2 separate regions of the Homo sapiens genome follow, and region 1 is linked to region 2. Evidence: chromatin contacts called from ENCODE Hi-C or POLR2A ChIA-PET data. All regions are on one chromosome and are shown on one strand. Each heading gives the region's core, a stretch centred on a gene start or an enhancer-like site at or near the end of the contact. The rest is flanking DNA. Distances are from core to core; before and after follow the strand shown. Region 1 holds the start of OR2H2 (olfactory receptor family 2 subfamily H member 2). Region 2 holds the start of LINC02829 (long intergenic non-protein coding RNA 2829).

Evidence for each region. Hi-C counts contacts between places; a loop is a spot of excess contacts on that map. ChIA-PET counts read pairs that join two places held with the same protein, here RNA polymerase II (POLR2A). Pooled maps may share reads with other maps.
Region 1: a pooled map shows a loop between it and region 2 (2.0-fold over the local background). The contact joins the promoter of OR2H2 here to the promoter of LINC02829 in region 2. A Hi-C loop is called at or near these places in 3 of 50 pooled maps. POLR2A ChIA-PET finds 5 or more read pairs at or near these places in 2 of 52 experiments (GM12878 and H1).

What each region holds. Positions count from the first base shown.
Region 1 is chr6:29,582,072-29,589,078 of GRCh38, reverse strand. It overlaps OR2H2 (olfactory receptor family 2 subfamily H member 2), which reads right to left and starts at 3,958. Exons shown (of 2, transcript NM_007160.4): 1 at 3,729-3,958; 2 at 1-1,409. The coding sequence starts at 1,134. The coding sequence ends at 196. SNORD32B (small nucleolar RNA, C/D box 32B) reads right to left here and starts at 6,827; the gene lies at 6,751-6,827. It also overlaps the pseudogene RPL13AP.
Region 2 is chr6:29,494,070-29,501,531 of GRCh38, reverse strand. It overlaps LINC02829 (long intergenic non-protein coding RNA 2829), which reads right to left and starts at 4,057. Exons shown (of 5, transcript NR_183360.1): 1 at 3,993-4,057; 2 at 3,316-3,383. LOC124901486 (a long non-coding RNA gene) reads left to right here and starts at 7,390. Exons shown (of 4, transcript XR_007059914.1): 1 at 7,390-7,462.

The DNA of each region.
Region 1 (7,007 bases), core at 2,709-5,208, 88 kb before region 2:
GCATAAAGATACCTCCCTTTACTACATTTCAGTCGCTGTCTCTTGCACACATACATGCACACACACAGACATGTGGCTTTCATCCATTCCCACAATGTAATGGGTGTGAAGAAGGCAGAGGGGCAGGGAACTCAAACTTTCTGATAAAAGCACATAGAATCTCCTCTCTTTTAAAGCACATTAAGCAGCTCTCCCTCAGCTTTGTGTGAGCCCCATTTCCTTCCCCAGCAATCTCCTGAATGCCCTGGTTACCTCCTTGTTCCTCAGGGTGTATATGAGAGGGTTAAGTGAAGGAGTGCCCACTGCATAGAAGAGACCAAAGAACTTGCCCCTCTCTTGGGCATAGGGATTTTTGGGCTGGAGGTAGACAGCAATGACTGAGCTGTAGAAGAGGGTGACCACAGTGAGATGGGAGGAGCAGGTCCCAAAAGCTTTCCTCCGCCCTTTTGCAGAGTTAATCCTCAGCACTGCCCAGGTAATGGCTCCGTAAGAGACAAGGATGAGGCTGAGAGGCACAACCAAGATGAAGACACTGGCAACAGCCACCTGGATCTCATTGTAGGAGGTGTCTTCACAGGAGAGTCGAATTAGAGCTGGGACCTCACAGACAAAATCATCCACCTGCCGATCGGGGCAGAAGGGCAGGTGCAGGGTGGATGGTGTCTGGACCACTGACTCCACTAGCCCAATGACCCAGGCCACAGATGCCAGCTGCCAGCACAGGCGGGGGTGGATGATGGTGGCATAGTGGAGGGGCTGGCAGACAGCCACGTAGCGATCAAAAGCCATCACTGTCAAGAGGATGCACTCAGTTGTCCCCAGGGACAGGAAGATGAAGATCTGGACAGAGCAGTCCAGGAAGCTGATGGTCTTCTTTGGGCCCCAGAGGTTGACCAGCATTTGGGGAACACAACTCGTGGTGAAACAGAGGTCCAAGAAGGAGAGGTTGGAGAGGAAAAAGTACATTGGAGAGTGGAGCTTGGGGTCCAGCGCAGACAGCAGGATGATGAGTGTGTTGCCCACTAGGGTTAGGAGGTAGGAAGTGAGGACAACCACGAAGAGAGTCCTTTCCAGCCCTGGGTGTTCAGAGAAGCCCAGAAGGAGGAAGCCCGGTGTGGAGCTTTGGTTAACCATGGCCTGTTCTTGTTTGTACCTGGAGGGATGAGGCTGTCACTCCAGTGTGATTCAACCTGTCTTATCAAAACTCAGCCTGGGTGTTTGTGAGGTCACAGCAGGTAGGTGTTTCTCTTCTGTCTCTGCTCGCCCAGCCTCCCTTTCCAAGGCTCATCACCATCCAGCAGCTCCTTCTCATTCCCTGTTCTTCCTGGTCAAACATTGTCTAGTGAGAGTGAGGAATCCATGAATGTACTGGACAGCAGATGGATACTCACACTGGTGCCTCTGACTTCCTGGGTGAGGGCAAAGGAGGCTGATTAAAATATGCACTAATTCATTAATTCATTCATTCAGGGGAAATTTATTGAGTGCCACTATGTTCTGAATGCTGTTCTAGAGTTGTCTCTTATCTATTGGATGATCTCGTAAGGTATATTGAATGAATTTTCTGATAAGTTGTCTCTGTAGGCTCAATTATTGCTCTATTGGTTGAATGAATTTTATAGAACTCTGTACATTCCATTTATTTTGTATTTTTTCATTTGCAAGTAAGCTTATCAGAGACAGTGTTTTATCTATGAGAGAGATTTTGTTTTGTTTTAAGATATCCCTACTTATAGAGAGATCAGGTTGGTTGCCCTGGCCTTTTTAGCAACCTAAGTTTCTGAACCAACTGACTTTCAGGGAGGGGTGGAAATTGGTCCACATGCTTCGTCCTTGCCATGAGTAGCTTACAAGTAGGAGGCAAGAGTGGCCACAAGCATGTTAAAATCACCAGGGTTCACAGGAACATTATCGAAAGACTCCAAGAATCACTCTCCCTAAATCTTGTAGTCTTTCAGACACCACCAAAAAGAGAGTCCAAAATTTAAAGGCCAGTAACACCAATGTACTGGGTGAATGAGAGTAAAGGTTCTGTAGGATGACTGACCAATTTGGTTGGGTATATCAGGGAAAGCTTCCTAGAGGAGGTGACTGGACTTTTTCCTTAAAATAGAGATGTATTGGGGCATAGAAGGTCAGTTGAGGGCTGGGGGTGGGAGACTGAAGCCACTCTGGCAGGTCAGAGACAAGGACTCAGGGTCTTACAGGACCTTAGGAAGGCCATGAGGGGAGGAGATGAGATGGTGGGCCACACCACAAACGTGCCATGGAGCTCAGAGGATGGCAGGAATGTCTTCCTCTTACAGGGTCCCCATCTTGTATTAAGCTCTATCACATCTCCCTTTTTGCCAGGACTCTCTGCCATTGTCTCTGTCTTCTTCCTGTTTTTCCCATTATTCTTTTCTCACTTAAAATATATTTTTAATTTTCAAAATATTGTTACATATTTAAACAACTAGGTTAAGGAACTGAGCAAATGTTTCAAGTATCTTAGAAGCTTCTGTGTGCCCCTCCCTGATCTCTCAATTTTCTCAATTTGTCACCCCTCAAGATGTCACCACCATTCTAATTTTTTTTTTTTTTTTTTTTTTTTAGAGTCACGTTTTATAGCCCAGGCTGGAGTGCAATGGCACGATCTCTGCTCACTGCAACTTCCACCTCCTGGGCTCAAGCTATTCTCCTGCCTCAGCCTCCCAAGTAGCGGGGATTACAGGCACTCAAGACCATGCCTAGCTAATTTTTGTATTTTTAGTAGAGACGGGGTTTCGCCATGTTGGCCAGGCTGGTCTCAGACTCCTGACCTCAGGTGATCTGCCTGCCTCGGCCTCCCAAAGTGCTGGGATTACAGGCATGAGTCACTGTGCCTGGCCTCTAAATTTTTAATTATGCCTTCGCTTTCATTTTTTGAGATGTATTTAACGTACCATAAAATTCGCCCTTTTGAAGTGTGTAATTTAGTGGTTTAAAGTATATTCACAAGTTGTGCAACCAACACCATTTACTTCCAGAATATTTCATTACTCCCAAAAGAAACCTCATGCTCATTGGCTGCCGCCCCCTCCTTTGTTTTCTTTGTAATATAAAATTCTTTGCATGTAACCTTAAACAATAGCCAATTGTTTCTTATTTATCCATCATGTGTCATCCTAATTAATTTTCTACATTTCTAACTTTGTCATTATCTTGGCATTTCATTCCTTTCCTTTCTCTGCTATATCGCTGAATCTCTTTAGATTACACCTTTCTTAGTGACTGTTTCCCTTTCCCTCTTTGTTCTCTGTCTTTTCCACTCTCATTATTTTTCTCCTACTCCTTTTCCTTCTGAAATATTCATGCATTGGTCTACGCATTTATTCATTTCTTGAGCCCCAAAGTGCCAGCATTGTGTTAGGAGCTGGGGAAGGAGTTGGGAGGTCCTTTGAAAGGGGTTTATGATAGTCTAGTGACCATGAGCTACCCTTGCTGTTAGTAGCTACCATCAAAGCATGGTGATAAACAACTCCCTGAACATCTGGTTCTCACAGTGACCCTACAAAGAGATAAAATTATCCCAATTTTACCAAAAAGTGAACAGTCACAGACGGGACAAGAGACTTGTAGAAGGTTACCTAGTCAATAAGTGCTAGGACTAGGATTTTAGAGTAAGTTTAACTCCAAATCTGGTCCTCCAGTGTTGAGGATAGGCGGAAACTGATATCTCACAGCCAAAGAGCAAAGGTTCTGCTTACCTTCAATCAAATAAAAATCTCTTCTGGTACCAGCAATTCCCCATGACAGAGCTCTTAACTGGTGCCCAGCCTCCACTTGTACATCAGGAAGAAACAAAAAAATAAAAAGGAATGGGCATCCTTGAATGGGCAACTGCATCTCTGGTCACAATAGGGATTGCTAATGCTGACCATCTGGCACTTTTCTAAGCACACATGTGTGTGATGAGCTGGAGCTGGCTCAGATTATCTCTTGATTAGTAAATTTTTAGGAATTTTGTGAGACAGTTATTAAACCATCAGTGGCTTGAGACAGCCATGGCAGGAATATTTACACTATGAAAATTGGCAAACACTACAAATTAGGGCTCTCCCCATCTGCCACCAACCAAGTTGTTTATTAAACATTTACTCTACACTGCTGATTATCCTTCACAACTCTACATATTATTCTCTTCCTTCCAATATGAAGAAGTTGAAACAAAGAAATATAAATAACTTTCCCAAGGCAGTATAGTTAGTAAGCACCAGAGCTGATGTTTGAACCCAAATCTGCTAACTGTAGAGGGTTTGCACCAACCAAAGCCCACCAAATCTCTGCAGGGAGGATGAAGCCAAGGTCAGAACTTTGCCATTGAGTTCTTTGCCATCGAGTTCTTTGCCATCGAGTTCTTTGCCATTGAGTTCTTTGCCAACAATTTTCCCCCTCAGTCTAGGCAGAGGTGTGCCTCTGTTTTAGTGGCATTGGAGGTAGAAATGTTGACATGGTATGGTGGTAGAGGGATCCCACGGAGGGAAAGAGCTCATTAATTCTGCTGAGACTCTAGGGTCCATAGCCCACAGACAATTCATTAGCCACAAATTATGGTAAAAGGGGCAGGGGAATATCTATAGGAAATATGCCAACAATAGTCATCACTGTGGTAGGTAAAAGAGGTCACTCATTGCTTCTTTCTGTCAACAGGAAGAAAAAGGACAGTGTCTCTACTCCCACCTCCAGTGAGTCCCGGGCATCCTGATAGTCCTCTCAGGCTTATGATTCATCTATTCAGGACCTCAGTTTTTAAAGTTCTCAGCTTCCTCCTTTTCTATTTAGTTATTCTGAGATGGAGCACACTGTAGTAACAGAGAATTATAAAGCTCTGGGTTTGGAGAGTACTTAGAACATTTAGCCAATCTTCATATAACTGAATCGTTATGCTTCTCTTCCATTAGAAAGGGAGCCTATGAGATCAGCTAATAAATGGCATGTACTAGGTCCATGGATCTACCCAGTAGTCATTTCTGCAGTCTCTAAATCTGTAACTGGAATGCACATGCTTGGCCATTGGCAGAATCCCCACATAGTTCTTTAGTCTGTGGAGTACGAGCTACAGATTGAAGTGGAAGCCCTGAATCTACACCTCTTACCGCAAAGACAGTGAATCAAGAACAATATCACAATTCAAGGGAAATGGCTGATTGAGGCCACCTTTAAAGGGTGCGGGGGTTTGTTTCTATCATATTTCACATTTAATTCACCAGTCTGGTCACTACAAATATCAGATGCAACTTGAAAGATGACCAGACTAGCACAAACTCAACCAAGAAATAGCTGTAATTACAGCTGTTGTGCCTGATTAGCACGGTTTCAGGTCCATGTTATATGGCTATTAATCTGGTGAATAATGTGTTCTTTTCTTTTCTTTTTGAGATGGAATCTCACTGTTGCCCAGGCTGGAGTGCAATGGCATGATCTTGGCTCACTGCAACCTCCCCCTCCCGGGTTCGAGCGATTCTCCTGCCTCAGCCTCCTGAGTAGCTGGGACTACAGGCAAATGCCACCACGCCTGGCTAATTTTTGTATTTTTAGTAGAGACAGGGTTTCACCATATTGATCAGACTGGTCTTTAACTCCTGACCTCGTGATCTGCCTGCCTCAGCCTCCCAAAATGCTGGGATTACAGACGTGAGCCACCGTGCCTGGCTGAATGTGTTCTTTTCAAATACTATCAGGAAGAAAGACCAAAGGCAGTTTGAATTTACAGGTATGGATATAAGTGTACATTTACATTTACATTTTTGCTTCAGTACCATGTTAAAACTCTCCCGTCATAATAGGGTCCAATGGGACATGGATGTGCTGCAAGTCCAGGCAAAAAAGCCTTGATTTACATCATTTGCTGATTTCTGCAGTGTAAATATTCTCACCATGGCCAATTTTAAACTGTCAATGTGAGATTACTGAAAATGCAGAGTTGTAGAGAAATGTATGGTAACACACCATTACACAGAATAATTTATAATACAGAGGGTTTTTTTTTGTTTGTTTGTTTTTGAGGAATAAACAAACAGTCTTTATTAGGCTCAGACCAGAAGTCCATGGATCTTGAGGAGACCTGTGTGTATTTGTCAGTTTTCTTTTTCATGTTCTTTTCCACCTATTTCTGTAGCCTCATAAGCTGTTTCTTCTTCTGGTAGTGGATCTTGGCCTTCTCCTTCCTCTTCTTCAGGGTGGCTGTCACTGCCTGGTACTTCCAGCTAACTTCATAAGCTCGGTGTCCAGGCGGACAAATTTTCTTGTAGGCTTCAGACACACAAGCTTGAGGGCAGCAGGAACCACCAAAGCTTTTTCTTGTCATGGGGCGGTGGAATGCCGTCAGACACCTTGAGGTGGTTGAGGGCGGCCTGGCCTTGGTGAGTCTTGTGGGGCAGTGGGCCTTGCACCATCCACCAGAAGATGCGGCTAGGGCCGAGAAATGGCAGGGCCTCCAGAAGGTGTTCATCCGCTTGCGGAGAAAGCCCAGGTACTTCAACTTGTTTCTGTAGAACTTGCCAGAAATGTTGATGCTCTCGCATTGTACGACCACCACCTTCTGGCCTAGAGGGAAGGAAAGGGTTGGGAAGTGCTGAGGGTGCCATCTGAAGGCTCTCCCTCTACCTGTGACTGCACACAGACAGTGATGGGCACAGCAGAGTTCATGTTTAAATTAAAAGATAGCCTAATGGAAAATCACTTCTGAACCAGGAGGACCGCACCCCAGGAATGGGAGTGGCTGGCAGGTCTCAGAGCAGTGCATGGGGTTGGTCTCATGGCCATGAGACTCAAACGAAAGATGGTGATTGTTGCTCATCACCAATCCAGAATATTTTTATTATACAGACAACATTATTTAGTATCTTTATTATATAGACATAACAGATATAAATAACCAGAAGAGTATGGAAAATATGATAAGATAGTTAAATACCTAGAAAATGAAGAGCTTAGGGATTTGTTACCTATGCCTTAAAATAACTTATTTTAAAATAATAGTCATG
Region 2 (7,462 bases), core at 2,808-5,307:
TGGACCCGGATAGGGATTGCTGCTGCTGCTGCCAGACAGGCGCGGAGCCAGGTCCGACTCTGGACCGAGACTTAACATTGCAAACTTCCCAAGCTTCAGATTTCCTTGGGTAGTCAACTAGAATCCCCCAGTCATCCCAAGGCGACCAGGGTTCTAGGAAGGAACCTGGGAACAGGGGTGCCTCAAAACCCTGGCGTAGTGAGAATTCTCATGGGTTCTTGGCATTGCACAACACCTGTTGACAGCACAGCCTGCCCTGAGGAGGGTCACAGCAGAGAGAGCAGACCAGCCTGCCTGCAGGTGCCCAGCTTCACCTTCATACTGGTCATGAATTTCCTGCAGTCCCTAACAGGCTTGGGACATGCTCCCTCCAGCCCAATTTCAGGATTGGATGCTTTTCAAATTCTGCTCTCCATCCCTTCTTATGCCAGGTCCATTCCTTTCAGGACATCCAGTTAGCACTGCCCTGCTTCTATAACCCAAATATTACGTGATTCTTTGTAGGAAAACCAATTGTTGGTGTCAGAGCTCTCTGAGCACTGACAATAGGCTAGGCTTCATGCTAAAGCAGTGCTGTTCCTTACACGCAGCAAGGCCCGTAATCAGAGTCCGAGGTACTAGTTCTAAATGAATAAGACATTCTTAGCCCAGAGACGCCTAGCCACAGCATGGCCTCTGTATGAATGTGTAGTAAATGTAAGCAATTACGAGTAATGCCAGGTTTAACTGTCACAGCCGATGTGACAAAGCCCGCTGGCTCTGGGTCTTTTCTCTTTTTACCTCCTCAGCTCCCTTCTTCCCCCTCTTGTAGTGTAAGGCAGCTGCATATGGCAGAAAGAGAATGTGGTCCAGCCCGTCCCCTGGTCTCTGCAGCTGAGCCCAGGCCCCACCTGCCCCAAGGGCTCTGTTCACTGCATCAGCCCCTTCTAGGACAGCACAGTGGGGAAACAGTCTGAAGTTGCCCAGAGAGAGGAGGCTCCTGCTCCTGTGGCCCTTTATCCTGCGTCTGAGCTTGCAGGATGTTCTGGGATCTCTGGGCTGGAGTGGGCAACACCTGCAGCTCAGAAACCATGTCCCAAATTAGGCACGTGAAGGAGTCTGGTGGAAAAAGTATTGGGCCACAGAAACAAGGCTGCTGGGTACCTTTCCCAATCTCACAGACAGCGTCCTTCAGAAGAGACCCCAACACTGACGTTGGCAGATATCTCTGAGGGGGCCTGTGTGACTTTCATCTCCTCCAGGACCTCTGGGCTTCATTGGCCCATGTCAACCTGTTCTGCCCTGATTGGCAGGGAACACCCCACATCTCTGGCTCAGGCAGTTATGATGACAAAATTTATAGGGCCCTTCCTGCAGCAGTTCTTTAATTTTTAGAACAAGGCCAGTGGCATTGTGATTGAGTTCAACTGCTGGGGAATCAATTGCATTGAATTTGTGTTGGGTGGTATTGTGTGCACTGAAGACACAGTGCACACATTAAGATCTCAGAACCTCAGAGCTGCAAGGGAGCCCCATTTAGCAGATGAGAAGTTTCTCCTCCTAGGGCTTCAGGAGCTGTAAACATCCACCCCTAGATGCCACCGTGGGGTCGGAGCCCCACAATCTGCCCATCTGTATGCTCCCCTAGAGGTTTGAGCAGTGGGGCACTGAAGAAGCAAGCCACACCCCCATCACGTGCCCCGCGAGGGGAACAAGGGAACTTTTCTCATTTCAAAAGTATAAAACTCACTGTAAAAATAAGAATATAGTACAATTCAGACTTCTCTCATACTCTGATGGCATAAGTCACTTTTAATTCTAGTATAAAATTAAAAGATAAAATAAAACAATTATAGCCATAATAATTTGTTGGTGGATACAGAGTATGAAAAGATGTAAATTGTGACATGAATAACATAAAAATGTGTAGAGAGAAGAAGTTAAAGTGTAGGGTTTTTGTATGCAGTTGAAGTTAAGTTATTAGCAGCTTCACATAGACTAAAAACTGTAAGATATTTTATGTAAGTCTTATGGCAACAACAAACAAAAACCTGTAGTAGGTACACACAAGACAAAAAGAGTAAAATCAAAGCATATTACCACACAAAAAAATCATTAAATTACAAAGGAATACAGCAAGAGGAAGAAAGAACAAAATATCTACAAAATAGTCAGAAACCCCTGAACAAATGGCAGTAATAGGTCCTCATCTGTCAATAATCACTTTAAATATAAATGAATTCAATTCTCCATCAAAAGACATAGAGTGGCTGAATGAATAGAAAAAGAAAACCAAGATCCAACTATGTGTTGCATCTGAGGGATTCAATATATCTTTAAGGACACACATAGGCTAAAAGTGAAGGGATGGAAGAAGATGTTCCATGCAGATGGTAGCTAGTAGAGAAGAGGGGTGGCTATACACACATCAGATAAAATAGACTTTCAGTTAAAAACTGCCACAAGATTCAAAGAAGATAATTTTGTAATGATCGAAGGAGTCAATTTATCAAGAAAATATAACAATTTTAAGTGTATGTGCACCCAAGTTCAGAGCACCTAAATATGTAACGAAAATATGAACACAATGAAGGGAGAAACAGACAGCAACACAACATTAGCAGGAAACTTTTATACCCCACTTTCAACAACGGATAGATTGTCCAGACACAAAATCAAAAAGGAAACTTTGGATTTGAACAACACGATAGACCAAGAGGTCCTAAGAGACATTTATGGGACATTACATTCAACAGCAGCAGAATGACCATTCTTCTCAAGCATACACAGAACATTCTCTAAGATAGATCATATATTAAGCCACAAAACAAATCTTAACAAATTTAAGAAGATTAAAATCATATCAAGTCTGTTTTCTGACCACCATGGTAATAAATTAAAAGTTAGTAACAGGAAGAAAATTGGAAAATTTACAAATTTTTGAAAATTAAATAATATCATGTTGAACAATCAGTATGTCAAAGAAGAAACCAAAAGGCAAATTTAAAAACTATCTTGAGACAAACACAAATGGAAATACAACATCCCTAAACTTATGGGATGCAGCAAAATAGTTCTAAGAGAGAAGTTTACAGTGATAAACACCCACATTAAAAATATTATAATATAATTTTGCATGATGTTACCACTGGAAAACTGGGTATGGGATCTGTTTGCATTATTTCTTGCATCTACATGTGAATCTACAATTATCTAAAAATTAAAAGTTGAATTTAAAAAGCCACAAGAATGATAATGTACAGAAGAGCAAGAGGAACAGAGAGATGTAAAACATTTCATTTAATCAAATATTAAAAAAAAAAAGAAGTTGCTGACCCAGTAATTTCACTCCTTTTCGTTGGATATATGCTCCAAAGGAATGCCTGCATTCATTCTAAGACATGCTACAAAACATTAAAATACAATGGTCAAAATATGAAAAGACAAGGGATTTCATACAATATAATCCACCCAAAACAAAATCCAAATTATTTTTTAGAAGTTATTAAAATAGAAACCACATGTTTTTGAATATGTGATTAAAGCATACTTAATACAAAGAGAAAGCTTTGCTAACTGGAAATTAACTATTTGTTTTTGTCTTAAACAACTTTTGGTACTGGAGGATTTTAAAATGAAAATTATTTAGAAAATAGAAATGTTGAGATAATTGCCAGTGGTTATATGTTAATATCAGGAGGGACTTGCAGACACTGGAACAGGACCTCAGTGGGGACATGCAGAGCCATGGGGGCTGGCAGTGCTGGCTGCTGCATGTCACAGGAATAAACACAGAAAGCACATTATTGTTAAAGAAGAGAGCATGAGCAGACACTGAAAATGCTTTAATAAAGATACCAGAGAACAAGATAGTGTTAGTCCATTATGTCCATTACCACACTGCTATAAAGAACTACCTGAAACTGGCTAATTTATGAAGAAAAGAGGTTTAACTGACTTATAGTTCCACAGGTTTAACAGGAAGAATAACTGGGAGGCCTCAGGAAACTTACATTTATGGCAGAACACCAAGGGGAAGCAAGCACCTTCTTCACATGGTGGCAGGAGAAAGAGAGAGAGTGAAGGGGGAAGGTCACACAATTTTCAACCATCAGATCTCATGAGAACTCACTCACTGTCATGAGAACAGCAAGGAGGAAATCTGCCTCCATGATCCAGTTACCTCCCACCAGGCTTCTCCAATTCGATATGAGATTTGGGCGGGGACACAAATCCAAACCATATCATGTGTCTATAAGAAACACAGAGATTTACACTATTGGTATGTAAATGGTGCTACTGAGACCAGATTGGGTACAATGACAAACACTTCCTGTGGATGGTGACGTCTTTTCCAGACTAGGAAGACTGGAAAAGAGAAATCTCCATGTGGACGGCCAGGTGTCAGAAAATGCTTCAATCAATGGATTTAGTTAAACAGCATAAAACAGCTTGCCATGTAGTTATTTTGAAATAAATTACTCAGTCAGGCAGCAAATTCAGGGAAAGTCAGCCAAATAAATATACAAATGTAGACAGAGAAGTCTTCCCAAGAAAAGAAGAGAAAGCAAAGAGAAATGGCATCACCAATGAAAGCACACACAGAGATGTAACTTCAGAAATGGTGTCCAGGGAAAATGTCCTTTCCCATCTTCACATCATCCTCTGGACATTGACCAGCAAGCAGATATTTTCTGACGCAGAAGAAGAAAGGAAGCTCTTCTGATCTGTACAGTGGGCAGATCACATCTCCGTGGGGTGTTCTACAAATGTTTTATTGATCTTTGGTGATGTATTTTTTTTGTCATCCAGTAATTTTTTTCATGCCCCTTGTCAAGATAATTCTCCATCCTTATCTGGTGTGCTTCCCTCCTGGCAGGGTCTAATCTTTGTTGCCTGCTCTGGAGGTAGCAGGAGCCTCAACGGTTCAGAGAAGTCCTATCTCCTTCCTGTAGGCAGCAGAAATTCATTTCTCATGAACATCAAAGTCTTCTTAGTGAGATGGGTGCCTGGTGGGTGAAGTTAAACATGTCCAGGATGGGCCATGGCTACGCCACAGGACCTGAAGGGTTTTATCACAATAGGTGAGGACTGCCCTCAGAGTGTGGCATCAGAGTCAAACTCTGGTATTGTAGCTGCAAACCAGCACTGATCCTTGGGGGCAATCCCTAGGCATCCTGGAAACTCTGGCTACTGATTGAGTTCATGAATGAGATGAATACCTAGAATTTAAGCATACACCTGAATGTGAACCTTGCTTATGCTGAATTTCCTTTTTCAAATTTAAATGTTGAGCTGACACTGATAAAATTAGGCTTCTCCAAACAGCAAGCCAAACTTTGCTTATTTGCTGACAAGCCAGCAGGCCCTTCTATTTCAGAAGAAGTGATGTAGAACCAAGTTCTTAGCAAGCAATGAACTCAGGTGTCTGCCAGGGAATGGCATGCTCATTCACAGATGCATCAGTCCTCATCCCTGTAGGTTGGAAACCCCAGCAATGAAGAATCAATAGAAAGGTCTTCATCATGACTCATCACTCCAAGCTGTCTGTTCTAGAGCAGGGAAATTTCCAGCATGGATCTTTAGCTCCATTTGGGAAGATGGACCAAACCCTGCCCATCTTGGAGAAGAGGTGGCCTGACACTCAAGGTCCCACACACAAGGCTCTTTCCCTCTGTGTGACCATCAGAATCTTCAAGGGATACCTGACCATTTCATTTCTTTCTTTTCTTCCTTCTCTTGACAAGTTAATTGCAGAAGCTGTTGGAATCGCTTCAATAGAACAGATGGCCTGCGCTGGAGAACGTGTGGTGTTACATTAAGGGAGGGGTCTTGTGCTTAAGGGAAAAAAATGAGACCTGAACTAAAACTTCCACAGAGGACAAAGGACGAATTCCTGGAATCAAGTAAAGCAGTGCAGCAGCAGTGACAAAACCTCCAGAGTTCATCAGAAACAGAGAAACTGATTTCAGGGGTCACAAAAGAGTCTGGTGTCTGCATACCAGAGAGAACAAATGTAGGTCTTTTTTTTTTCATTCAAAAGATACAGATTACACTTTAAGAGACAGATAATTCCACTAAGTAAAACTCCTCTGAGAAGCACACTTCGTATGTCCAGGAGAAAGGCCATGAAAGGGCACTGTGGAAACTGGGAGGCAGATACAGGTGAGGAGCTTGCAGAGCACCTTGAAGTCCAGGAGCCTCTTGTACTTCAGAGCTGATGGGTGAGAAAAGCCGGTCAGTGTGGGAGGAACAGAGTGGGGCATAACACCCTTCAGCATGCATCAACATGACTGTGGGATTGTGGGGAAAAGGCTAGGAGGGGTGACAAGAGACAACAGAAAATGTTATTCTACACTTAAGCAAGACATTTTCTCTCAGGGTAACAATACGTCATTGGTGTTGATTTTCAGTGCCTGTCCTAACTAGGATCAGGTGGCAAAACAGGACACAAGATATTGAGAGTCCAGGGGACTCCATGCCCAGAGACTGCATATTCACATGGTAAGTGACCAAGAAACTGTTACATGAAGATGGTGGGTACAAACCATCTTTGAACAGAGAAAATGAAATAACTGTTTACAGAACATCAGCCCTCGGGACAACTCAGTTGGAAAATCAATAATCTAGAAATGTGCATTCTTAAAGTGAATGTGGCAGGTGAGATCAGAGCAAGGGAAAAGTACTGAGAAGGTAAAATGACAGTGAGCTCATGGCAACCCCGAATCTGAGTCCTAAGACATCAGTCAGTGCACAGGGTTGACCCGATGTGTGTCAGAAAGACAGGCAGAATCTCTCAGACCTGCTGTGGTCCCTGAGAGTTGAGAATGCAGGTGAAATGTGGACACAGAAGTCCCAATACATACCCATGCCTGTAATAGGAGGACACTCTTTTCAAACTGTGAGGGCTAGGGCCAAGCTTTTCTTACTGAGGTGAAGAAAGGGCCACATTACTGGCTTCTCTCTGCACAAATTGTATTGGAACACCCCTCAAGGGGTGCTTTCTTTGGGAGTGAAGCATGGTGAAAGCTTTTGCCTGAGGGGTTCTCTGAATTTGATCTTGATCTTGTGTTTATCAAGAGCAATGCCATGAAGTTCAGCTCACTAGAAACTGACTCAACATATCCAACTTGGAACTGGGTCTACTCCTTGCAAGGCCCTATTCCCTGTCCCTAGGATGAGGGAGTCAGGGGCTGCCAGGGCTATGCGGAGCTCTGACCAGAGTAAGAGAAAGGAGCCCTATGGAGACAGGAAGGACCTGCCTGGGCACATAAAGCCACAGTGGAGCAGCTGACCATGTGATAAACCTCGGGATGCTCAGCTATCTGTCCCCACAGATAGAAGCCACTCATTGGCCAGAAGAAAAACAAGGAGCACATGGGAATCTTGATCAAAGTTGCTCAAGGTCCAGTAACTTCTGGAAGCCCAAGAGAGAGCTCATATTCAGAGGACAGGAAGACAATTCCAGACCATTGGTCCACAG